Regions from separate parts of the Homo sapiens genome. Here region 1 is linked to region 2. A link is a contact called in ENCODE Hi-C or POLR2A ChIA-PET data. All regions are on one chromosome and are shown on one strand. The core of a region is the stretch at or near the end of the contact, and the rest is flanking DNA. Distances in the headings are between cores, read along the strand shown.

What was found. Hi-C counts contacts between places; a loop is a spot of excess contacts on that map. ChIA-PET counts read pairs that join two places held with the same protein, here RNA polymerase II (POLR2A). Pooled maps may share reads with other maps.
Region 1: a pooled map shows a loop between it and region 2 (4-fold over the local background). The contact joins the enhancer-like site here to the promoter of LIPA in region 2. A Hi-C loop is called at or near these places in 6 of 50 pooled maps. POLR2A ChIA-PET finds 5 or more read pairs at or near these places in 2 of 52 experiments (OCI-LY7 and naive thymus-derived CD4-positive, alpha-beta T cell).

What each region holds. Positions count from the first base shown.
Region 1 is chr10:88,831,745-88,838,033 of GRCh38, reverse strand. ANKRD22 (ankyrin repeat domain 22) reads left to right here. Exons shown (of 6, transcript NM_144590.3): 2 at 6,008-6,199. Among named protein-coding and RNA genes, the nearest start is that of ANKRD22, 17 kb to the left of the region's middle. RefSeq lists an enhancer at 1,935-2,084. Within about 2 kb of position 2,218, at least 3 of the 41 ENCODE cell types and tissues checked have a DNase peak (open chromatin) inside an H3K27ac peak, as active enhancers do.
Region 2 is chr10:89,247,417-89,253,327 of GRCh38, reverse strand. LIPA (lipase A, lysosomal acid type) reads left to right here and starts at 1,553. Exons shown (of 10, transcript NM_000235.4): 1 at 1,553-1,591; 2 at 5,679-5,790. The coding sequence starts at 5,680. RefSeq lists enhancers at 1,467-1,526, 4,195-4,284.

The DNA.
Region 1 (6,289 bases), core at 969-3,468, 420 kb after region 2:
TCAATGCTATTTATTTAGTTATTGGATTAGTCTGTTCTCATGCTGCTAATAAAGATATACCCAAGACTGGGTAATTTATAAAGGAAGAAGTTTAATTGACTCACAATTCCTCATGGCTGAGAAGGCCTCACAATCTGGCAAAAGGCAAATGAGGAGCAAAGTCAATCATGGCAGCTGGCAAAAGAGAGCTTGTGTAGGGGAACTCCCCTGTATAAAACTATCAGATCTAGTGAGACTTATTCACTATCATGAGAACAGCATGGGAAAGACCCACCCCTATGATTCAATTACTTCCCACTGGGTCCCTCCCATGACATGTGGGAATTATAGGAGCTACAATTCAAGATGAGATTTGGGTGGAGACACAGCCAAACCATATTAGTTATCTAGATGTATCTATTTATTTATGACAAATATATAGTAGTATAATGAATGAAGATCAAACCTCTGACTTTCTGGCAAAAATTTCAGTCAGTCTAAACTTCTTTCCATCCATGTAGCTCTCTTTTCTCCCTTGCTTTGGCCTTAGAGCCAGAATTTTCCTTCTATGTAGGAGACTAATGTTTCCATCTTAATGCTCTCTATCCTATCATCTCTTCACTCTCTTTGATCAATTATCTACCCTCTCATAACCACTCCTGTCCATCTTCATTGGCTCCTTATGCTTTAATAATTATAAGAGTAGCTAACATTAATTGAGGGTTTACTGTGACTCAGATCTGAGCTAAGTGCTTCATCTGCACAGTTACATTTAATTCTTTCTGAAACTTATAAAGAAGGCATGATTATCAAAAGCAGAAGGAAACTTAGCATGAAGAGTCTAGGTAACTTGTCCAAATAACATAGCTGTTAAGTCGCAGAGTTGAGATTGGAACCCAGAGAGTTTGTTTCCAGAGCCTGGATTTGTAACCACTTGATGACACCACTTTGCCTACAAACGTGTGGAACGTTGGCTGGACACTGCTACCCCCCTCTTTGAAGTCTCTAGCTTTCCCTAACAGCTTTTTCACTGCCAAACTGACTACAATTCCTCTCCAATTGCATCCTCTAATTCTTCATAGACAATGTGCTCAGGCCTCTGTATTCTTCCTTCAGCCCCATCACTGTATGAAAATTGGCCTCTGCATGGCTGCTAATGATCACATTCAATGATCTTTGTCTTCCTTCTTGAAACTTTCACTTCTTTGCCTTTGAGTCTTAACGTTTTTCTGTTTCTTCTGCAGACTCTCTGATGACACTTCTTATCTCTTGGTGGATATTGCTGATTCTAGGTCAGGTTGGAGAAGGAGTCTGGATGTATAACCAGTATAACCAGCAAGTCAGTGCCACAAGTGGACAGATCAATATCCCGAATACAGACTGTAGCTTAATTTTGGACACAAATATCAAATGCGAAGTCTTGTAGCCAGAAGACATTTTGAAGGCTGATTTTTAAGACTAAAGTGATTGGAGATAGAATGTACGCATTCTGCAGTCATTCCCCTTGATTTGACTCTTGGCCATGCCAGTTGTGAACTATGTCACTTTGGGCAAGGAAAACAATTTCCCTTAGTTTCATCTGTGCAAAACAGGTATATTAATACTACTTTAGAGGGTTGTTGTGAGGATTAATATAGAATAACTGAGCTACTCAATAACTGTTAGCTCATCTTATAATTTCTTCCTTCTCTTATTTACTCACTAAGTACATATTGAATGCCTACCATGTGCCAGGCACTATGTTATGGGGGTACAATGATGAATCAGTACAGACAAAATGTAGCCTCATGTAGTCACAGTGCCCTTATATAGCTTACAGTCTAGCTGGGGAGATGGCTGTTAATAACACACATACCTTTATTTAGATCAAGGGTGTGGATAAGACAGTGGTAGGAGATGAAGTTGTAAAAACGGCATATGGAACACGTGAGATTGAAAGAATTGTGTGCAATAGTCTTGGTGAGAATGATGAAGATCTGAAGCAGTACTTTAGCAGTGAGGATGGACAGAAGGGTTCTGAGACTATTAGGGGATAGAGTTATTATAATAATTTCCCAAGTGTGTTTCTTCTACACCCAGGGTGCCCCCAAATTACAGAGCTTAAGGGGTTAAAAGGGGTTTATGATAGCTTTTCCAGCAACCCAAATGGACAACCTCTTCTCTTTTTCATACCTGGCTTGTGAACCAGCACTTTCTATTGGACTTCCCTTCTGCCCGCTGTCAGTGCTTTTCTTACGCTGCGCTGCCCCCTAGTGGAAACCGCAAGTTCATAACAGCATGGAGTCTTCAGCGTTAGTGCGACTCTCACATTAAATTATAGTCATGCACCACATGATGTCACGATCAGCAATGAACAGCATATACAGCAGTGTTCCTATAAGATTATAATGGAGCTGCCCTATACAGGTGTACCATTTTATCTTTTACGCTATATTTTTACTGTATATTTTTATATGTTCACCTATGTTTAGATGCACAAATACTTACAATTGTGTTACAACTGCCTATAGTATTCTGTACAGTAACATGCTGTATAGGTTTTTAGCCTAGAAGCCACAGGCTATACCATATTAGTAATAGGCTCTACCATCTAGGTTTGTGTAAGTAAACTCTGTGATGTTCCCACAATGACAAAATCACCTAACAACACATTTCTCAGAACGTATCCCTGTTGTGAAGTGAAGTATGACTGTACTTGTGCATCTCAGCCGAGAAGGAAGACACTTAGCTTCCTGGTAACTCTGTGTCTTGGATCTAGGAAGCCTAAGAAAGACTAAAGATAGGGTTAGTATTTTACATAATATTGCTCAAATGGGGTTGAGAAAGCCCTCAAAAGCACTGAGTGACTCTTGCAGAACAACTCCCCATCTTTTCCTCTTCTTCTTTTTAGTTAGCTCTTAGTAAAGACTTTGAGAAGCCTAAGCAGAGAGCTCCTGGAGGTCTATGTTACCAGGCAGGTAACATAGATGAGTGAAGAGAACCAGTGTAATGTGATGGCGAGTGGTGGGGACTGTGGAGAATTGGAGTCACTGCCACTAAGCACCAGTTATTTGGTATCCTACAGGAATATGGGCCCAGTGTTAGCAAAACTTTCTCTTTTTTTTCTTTCTTTTTTTTTCTTTTTTTGAGGCAGAGTTTCGCTGTGTCGCCCAGGCTGGAATGAAGTGGCGCGATTTCGGCTCACTGCCGAATCAAGCGATTCTCCTGTCTCAGCCTCCAGAGTAGCTGGGATTATAGGCACCAGACACCATGCCCTGCTAATTTTTTTATTTTTGTATTTTTAATAGGGATGGGGTTTCTCCATGTTGGCCAGGCTGATCTCGAACTCCTGACCTCAGGTGATCCACCCACCTCGGCCTCCCAAAGTGCTAGGATTACAGGCGTAAGCCATCGCGCCCAGCCAAAACTTTCCATTTTTAAAGAGAAGCTGGAAAGCCAGATTAATACATGAAATATTCTAGTTTTTTAAATGTTGTTAAGTTATTTAAATATTTGAGAAAAGAGAAAAAGAGCTCTAAAGCCACTTGTTTCCAAGCTATTCATGGTAGACCACCAATTTCCAAATGCTTGATGAGTAGTGCTCACTGCTAATCACTCCATTATTAAATTTTCACTAGTTTATGGTAAAATCTTTTAAAAGGACAATAAAATGAATTTTTCTATAAAGCTAACTAAATCTACCCAATATAAAGAACTGCTTTCCCCCTGGTGATTATATTCTTACATATTTTGTTAAAATACCCTTCATTTATCTTTGTATTTGTTAAAATATCTTTTATGAAATAATAGTATTGTTTTAAATACATTTAATTGAAAAATTAAGAGTTGGTGACTTAACACTGTCTTGTTGCATTTAGTTTTGTTTTACTTATTTTTGAACTCCAAATGACTGGGCATTGCTGCTAGGACAATGGCAAGTCACTGAAGGTTTTATTTAAGCACTATTGTGTTGACATAACCCTGGACTCCAGCAGTGATGTGGAAGATTTGTTGGTTGAGACTAGAGTCCCAGAAATAATCGAATATGAAAACCCAAGGGAACTTCTGCCTTACTCCTTCATTTAATGACTGAGGACACTGAGATACAGTAGGGAAGTGAATTGTCCACAGTCACCGGGGGAGGTAGTAACAGAGCCACAATTACATCCTGTTTTTCTGACATGAGACAAGTGTTTCAACTGCCCCAGTCCTTTCTGCATCAGCCACACAGTATGCTGAGACACTGAAGTGCCCAACTGTTGGAAAGCTTAGTAAAGGGAAGACTTCAGGATAACAGAATAGGTGATTTGTGAAATTGTGCATTTCTAGTGAAACTTAAAGCCCATGTATCATGTTCATTTCATTTTTAAGGTACAGAAGTTTGCCTTTAATTGCTGCTGAGTTAATTTTCTGTTAGGATGTTTCTTTCATGAGTAGGCCTTTAGGTTTAAGAGTATAACATAGTTCACTTATTGTGATATTTGGCTATGTTAGAACCTCAGTTTATTAGCAAATACACCCACTTGACTTTCCCCTTGATACGTCCCAGTTTCCACAGGTGCTTATGTACCTACCCATACCAAAAAATTTTTTTCTTGTCATTTACTCTGTGTATGTGTGTCTCTGTCCTATTTCCCCACTTGACAGATACATTTTACATGGATAAGATAACATATTTTATTCTCTGGTACCTGTGACTGGCACACAGCAGGGATTTGACTTGATTATTAAAGAATGACAATTGCAATAATGATAACTTTCATACACTAAGCACCATCCATATGCCAGGTATTACTCTAAATGCTTTTTAAAAGACATCATCTGAAGATTAGTCTAAAAATATTCAGTGTTTGCCTCCCATGTGCTGAGTGCTGTGTTGAATGCTGGAGAAATAGCAGTAAATAAAATGGGGTTTACGGCCTGAACTTCAGTGCCTTCCTTCTCAGCACTGCCTCAAACCTCTCCTGATTCATGCTAGCCCTAAATACATGATTGTACATAATTAAGAAAAGAATTACAGTATGTCAGTTGCTGTGAGGGAGAGATACTGAATGTTGGGAGTAAGAAAAGACTTCTTGGATAAAATGAAAATTAAATTATGACATGAAGGGTGAGCTAGGTGTTATTCAGAAGAAAGGCAGGTGGTGTGTTTTATGCAGAGAGAGTATTCAGGGCAGAAGCCCAGATGGAAGGTACCAAACATGGTTTGGTTCAACCAAACTTTGAAGAACAGAAGTCGAGAAAGGCTGGAGCAGAGGAGGGAAAGAGGACAAGATCATGCTACCTGAAGTCTTGCTATTAAACTCCCATGGTGCCTTGTGAAGCTCTGTATAATGCTTTTTATAAACAGCATCTAATCAAGTGTAGTTAACCATATAATTTGTATATTATTTGCCTAAAAAACTGTCTTTTCTGCTCTGTTGAGCTCCTTGAATACAGGGTGCTATGTAGGTCTTATTTCATCACTAGTACTGCCCTAAACTCCTCCCCATATGCTTGTTTTCTATTTTATCTTTAGTAAAGATAAAGATAAAGACATTTTATCTTTAGTAAAGATAAAGATAAAGACATTTTGTCTTTACTAAAGATAAAGATATTTTATCTTTAGTAAAGATAAAGATAAAGGTATTTTGTCTTTAGTAAAGATAAAGATAAAGGTATTTTGTCTTTAGTAAAGATAAAGATAAAGGTATTTTATCTTTAGTAAAGAAAATGAATGCTTTTCCGACAGGCCCACCTACCTGTAAGCACTATACATAGTTTCCTTACTGAGTTGAATTTGTAGTATTTCATTTATTTATTCATCCATTTGATGGACATAAGTGTGTGCCAAGAAAACTTAGGAAAATGTAGGAGGTTCCTCATGGGCTAATTCTTGATCTAGACTTAAAGCTAGGCATAACTGAGACCAAAAAATCTCACCTGCAAAGCAATATATTACAATTTTAAAACATTTAAATTTTAATGTATTGGGTTATGACTTTTTTTTCGTTTTTGTGGTTTAATTATGCCAGTATTTCAAAACCTGCTTTTGTTTTTCCCGACCCAGCCCATCTGCCAAGCAGCCTATCAGAATGACTTTGGACAAGTGTGGCGGTGGGTGAAAGAAGACAGCAGCTATGCCAACGTTCAAGATGGCTTTAATGGAGACACGCCCCTGATCTGTGCTTGCAGGCGAGGGCATGTGAGAATCGTTTCCTTCCTTTTAAGAAGAAATGCTAATGTCAACCTCAAAAACCAGGTGAGGTCATGACATGAATGGAGAGTGTAATTGTTCATGATAATTCTTTTCTCTTTGAATCACTAGAAGTGGTGCATGTCATTTTTTAAA
Region 2 (5,911 bases), core at 304-2,803:
GTGAGGCCTCCCCAGTCCTGTGAAACTGTGAGTCAGTTAAACCTTTTTCCTTCATAAATTACCCAGTCTTGGGTATGTCTTTATTAGCAGCATGAGAACAGACTAATACACCTTCTAATTAGTCTCCCTGCTTCTGTAGTTCAGAATGATCTTTCTAAACTAGATTATGCTGCCCTTCTATTGAAAATATTACACTGGCTTCTCATCTTACTCAGAAGACACGGTAAGATCTTGACAAGTGGCTCCCAAGGCACCAGACTTCTAGGACTTCATGTTCTATTACTTTCTACTATGTACATTCTGTTTTAGCCTCAAAGACCTCACCACTCTGGCTAGGACCCACCAGGAATATTCCTACCACAGGGCCTTTGTACCTGCTATTTTCACCCAGAATGTGCTTTCTCCAGTATCTAAGGCTGTTAACTACCTCCTTGCCTGTGCTCAGGTGTCACTTCATAAGAGTCCTTTCCTGATTACCATATACATATCATCCTCCTTATCCCTGTTTTTTTTTTTTTTTGGGGGATGGAGTCTCACTCTGTTGTCCATGCTGGAGTGCAGTGGCATGATCTCCGCTCACTGCAACCTCCACCTACCTGGTTCAAGCCATTTTCCTGCCTCAGCCTCCCAAGGAGCTGGGATTAGAGGCACACACCACCACACCCGCTAATTTTGTATTTTTAGTAGAGATGGGGTTTCACCAAGTTGGCCAGGCTGGTCCTGAACTCCTGTCCTCAGGTGATCCGCCCTCCTCAGCTTCCCAAACTGCTGGGATTACAGGCGTGAGCCACTGTGCCCAGCCCCTTGTTGTTTGTTGTTGTTGTTGTTTGTTTGTTTTTGTTGTTATTTATAGCACTTATCACCACCTCATGTATTATATAGTTATTCATGATGTGTCTCTTCCCATCAGAATATATACAAGAGAACAGGAACCTTGTTTGGTTGGTTTCTATACCTCCACTGTCTTACTAATGCCTGGCATTTAGTAGGTGCTCAATAAAATCTTTGTTTTAGAAAATGATTAATAAATAATATGTACATATTGAATATTGTTTCCTCTTTTAACAAATCTTTAATAATAATAAAAAATTTAAAGCAGCAAGATTGCTTTGCATCAGGCACAATGATAAGCGCTTTAAATGGAGCCCATGATTCACTTTCATTTATAGAGCCCACATGCTCTCTGTCAGGCGCAGAAGGTGCCAGCCCTGCAGGAGCTTCGGGGGCGGAGCAGAAGGCCGCCTAAAACAGCCTTTGCTAAGAGAGCATGCGTAGGCGACGCGCTGGTAGAGCTGTGGACCTGCCAGCCTGCGAGGCGGAGGACGGGCTCCATCTCTTAGAAACGCCTACGGCGCATGCTCTATGGGGTCAACTGGGGGGCTGGCAAGCGGCAGCGCTGGTCTGGGGCGGAGTCTCCGAGGCACTTCCCGGTGGCTGGCTGCTCTGATTGGCTGAACAAATAGTCCGAGGGTGGTGGGCATCCGCCCTCCCGACAAGGCAGACCAGGCCCCCTGCAGGTCCCCTATCCGCACCCCGGCCCCTGAGAGCTGGCACTGCGACTCGAGACAGCGGCCCGGCAGGACAGCTCCAGGTGAGAGTGCCGGCGCCGCGGCGCTGCCAGGTGCGGGTGCGGCGTGGAAGCTGGTGCCTTCAGCAAGGGGAGGGTCGCGCCCCGAGGCTCTGCCGGCCGGCAAGACCCTCTGCGTTTGGACCCAGCGAGTCTTGCCTGGGGTGCCTGCGGGTGCTTTTTCTGCGGGCGTTGGCTCAAGGCATCTGCCAATCAACCAGGGCAACTTCAGAGAGCAACTTCAGAGAGAAGCCCACTCTCTTCCCTGGGCGCTGTCCACTTTCCTGGACAGGCGCGGTCTCCGGTCAGTGAAGCTGCCCAGTGCTCCTGGACCGCGAGGACAGCAGGGATGTCTGATTCCTCTCTCTGCATCCTCGTGCTCTCCCCTTAGCTCCTCCAGGCATCCCATCCTACCTCTCTTGTTAGCCAACGGCGTGGTCGAAAGCAGACTTGGGCATCAATCCTGGTTAAAGTCCCAGCGATACTGCTTTTTAAACAGCTGACACTTTGCTTCCAGTACTTCAGCTGGGTGAACCTCAGATTCCTGAAAAATGGAATTAATGGTACTGCCATAGGGTCGGTGGAGGAGTAATTGACAGTAGATCAGAAGCGCTGCCTGCGGTGGCTGGCGCCTCGCAAGAGCTTAAATGGGAGTCGTAATAATTGTTGTTATTAGAAAGTTAAATAGCATGCTGCGTTGGGGCCTTTTCTTCTGCCACTGAACTGTTGGACTGCTCTTATCTTTTTTCAGAATCTGTACTATGCATCTAATATATACGTGGCACTTTGCTTGGTCCTGGGGGTACAAAGCTGAGTCAGATTGTTACAAAGTCTAAATAACTGAGATAAAGGTGTTAATACAGCCCAGAAAAGCACACTTAATTCAGCCTGGAAGGTTTTTTTTCCCCCCTCCTTCGAGATTTTCAGAGTATCTCCTTCTTAGTAAGAATTGCTTGGCTTAGTATGTTGAGAAAAACATACTAAGTATGTAGTGTTGTGTTGGAAGGAAAACTTAACTGGGTGAGATTTTCAGCTGAGTAGCTTTAGCTGTTACTCTCATGGACCTTCCTCTGGGCGGTTGATACAGGTTCTGTAGGAAAACCGCTGAATGAAAGCAGCTCCTGCAGATGCTATTCTGTTTTCAATTGTGGTAATTCCTTTAATTTTTTCCCTTTCAATTTACTCCTTATTCTCTAGTAATAATGGACTTTTGGGAGGTTGCATTTATGATAAAAAATAGCCTGGGGCTGTACAATCCTTCCTATCATGAAGAAGTACAAAGTTGTAAGTAGAAGCAGTGGCCTTGCTTTGCCAATGCACACTGAAGGGGATAACGTTTGCTCCTGTTCAGAGTTCACGGTCGGGCGCGGTGGCTCACGCCTGTAATCCTAGCACTTTTGGAGGCCGAGGCCGGCGGATCACGAGGTCAGGAGATCGAGACCATCCTGGCTAACACGGTGAAACCCTGTTTCTACTAAAAATACAAAAACAAAATTAGCCAGGCGTGGTGGTGGGCGCCTGTAGTCCCAGCTACTTGGGAGGCTGAGGCGGGAGAATGGCCTGAACCCAGGAGGTGGAGCTTGCAGTGAGCCAAGATCTCGCCACTGTACTCCAGCCTGGGGGACAGAGCAAGACTGTCTCAAAAAAAAAAAAGAAAGAAAAGAAAAGAAAAAGAAAAAGAAAAAAGAAAAAAGAAAAGAATTTCAGAGTTCACTACTTCTTGGAAAAAAATAATCCCAGGAGGAATTCCATCAACAGAAGGGAGTCAGTTCACTTTTGCAATCTCCTGAGAATCAATTTCTTAAGACTTGTGGAATATTCAGTTTAAACACAAAACTAAAAACAAACAGCTGTATTGGAGTATTATTGACATACAATAGCATGGCATATTTCAATTGTACAATTGTATAAGTTTTTGCATGTGTACACACCTGTGAAACCATCAGTACATTCAATATTATGAACCTGTACATCACCTCCAAAATATTATTTGTGCATACCCCTTTGTGATCCTTTCTTACTGCCCCTTCTCTCCAGGAAACCACTGATCTGCTTTCTGTGAATATAGATTAGACTGCATTTTGTGGAGTTTTATATGAATGGGATCAGACAGTACTTTTTTTTTTCCTTATTTTGATCTGGCTTCTTTTGGCATAATTATTTTGAGATTAATCTATATTTTTTTGTGTTCCTTCCCTTTTATAGCTGAGTAGTAGGTATATACCATAATTTATCCAATCATCCATTTAAAGCATTTGGGTTTTTCCAGTTTTTGTCTATTACACCCAAAGCTGTTATAAACATTTATGTACAAGTCTTTGTATGGGCATACATGCCTGCATCTTTTTAAGTGATTCTATTTATTTTTTAAAAATGTAGAAGTTCTGGGATCTAGTCCTAGGTTTTTCTCTGACCACTTGCGTGATCTTAGGAGAGGCATTTAACTTTGCCTTCAGCATCCTCAAGGTCTTTGCTGTGATTTTGAGTCATCACTGCCAGAAACCAAGATGGTCTTTGTTGATTTGATGGTTAGAGAATTTCAGAAGGAGAGAGACGGGTCAAATTTTTCCTTTCTGTTTCTTTTGAAAGCTCTATTTTCTTTCATTTCACTTTTTTCCCATGAATGACAAATTTAAATGCTGACGTATAATTTGGGGCAAGAACAGAAGTGGTTAGATAAGTAGGAGGAAGAGCTAATAGTGGTTAGATAAGTAGGAGGAAGAGCTAATAGTGGCTGAACTTAAACATGTCTAAATCATAGGTGGAAGGCAAGAGGTGGGAAATAAGCAAGCTCAGAAATTTTGTGTCTCTTTCTTTTTCTCAAACTATCCTCTTCTAAGTCTTGCCTTTTGTTATTTCTCCATGACCAATTTGTTTTTAACTTTGGGGTTAGGAGGTGAATGGGTATGCTGGACTCCAAAGGTCATATATCAACTGGAGGTGGTGGGTGGGAGGTTTCTTAGTTAAAAGTAATTCCTTTGGGCCGGGCGCGGTGGCTCACGCCTGTCATCCCAGCACTTTGGGAGGCCGAGGCGTGATCACGAGGTTAGGAGATCGAGACCATCCTGGCTAACACAGTGAAACCCCGTCTCTACTAAAAAAAAAAAAATACAAAAAAATTTGCCGGGCGTGGTGGCGGGCGCCTGTAGTCCCAGCTACCTGGGAGTCTGAGGCAGGAGAATGGCCTGAACCTGGGAGGCGGAGCTTGCAGTGAGCCAAGATTGCGCCACTGCACTCCAGCCTGGGCGACAGAGCGAGACTCAGCCTCAAAATAAATAAATAAATAAATAAATAAATAAATAAATAAATAAATAAATATAAAATAATAATAATAATAATTCCTTTGGGAGGCGGAGGCGGGCAGGTCACGAAGTCATCTGAGACCAGCCTTGCCAATATAGTGAAACCCTGTCTCTACTAAAAATACAAAAATTAGCCGGGCATGGTGGCCTGCACCTGTAGTCCCAGCTACTCTGGAGGCTGAGGCAGGAGAACCGCTTGAACCTGGGAGGCGGAGGTTGTGGTGAGCCGAGATTGTGCCACTGCACTCCAGCCTGGGCAACAGAGCGAGACTCCGAAAAAAAAAAAAAATTCCTGGGCAGGCGCGGTGGCTCACGCCTGTAATCCCAGCACTTTGAGAGGCCGAGGTGGGCGAATCACGAAGCCAGGAGTTCGAGACCAGCCTAGCCAATATGGTGAAAGCCCATCGCTACAAAAATACAAAAATTAGCCAGGCGTGGTGGTGCGTGCCTGTTGTCCCAGCTACTTGGGAGGCTGAGGCAGAAGAATTGCTTGAACCAGGAGGCAGAGGTTGCAGTGAGCTGAGATTGCACCACTGCACTCCAGCCTGGGTGACAGAGCAAGACTCCATCTCAACATAAATAAATAAATAAATAAATAAATAAATAAATAAAATAAAAATAAATAAATAAAATTTAAAAATTCCTTATTCTCCTTTCAGATATGGCTGGAGTCATTTGTTTCATATTTTCCTTTCACCTTTTACTTGCCCTAAATCTGGTTCAGAACTTTTTGTGGGAGCATTAAGTTACCAGAATATTTTTGTGTAGTAAAATTCAAGCAAATAATAATAGACTGTTTTATTATACAGAATGAAAATGCGGTTCTTGGGGTTGGTGGTCTGTTTGGTTCTCTGGACCCTGCATTCTGAGGGGTCTGGAGGGAAACTGACAGCTGTGGATCCTGAAACAAACATGAATGTGGTAAGTTTCTCAAAGTTATGTACTTTTAAAATGCATCTATTTCCCCGATCCAGTTATGTGAGCTACATGAAGCCATACCCATACATTCATCTCTTTATAACTCCTTTGCTTTTCAATTTCT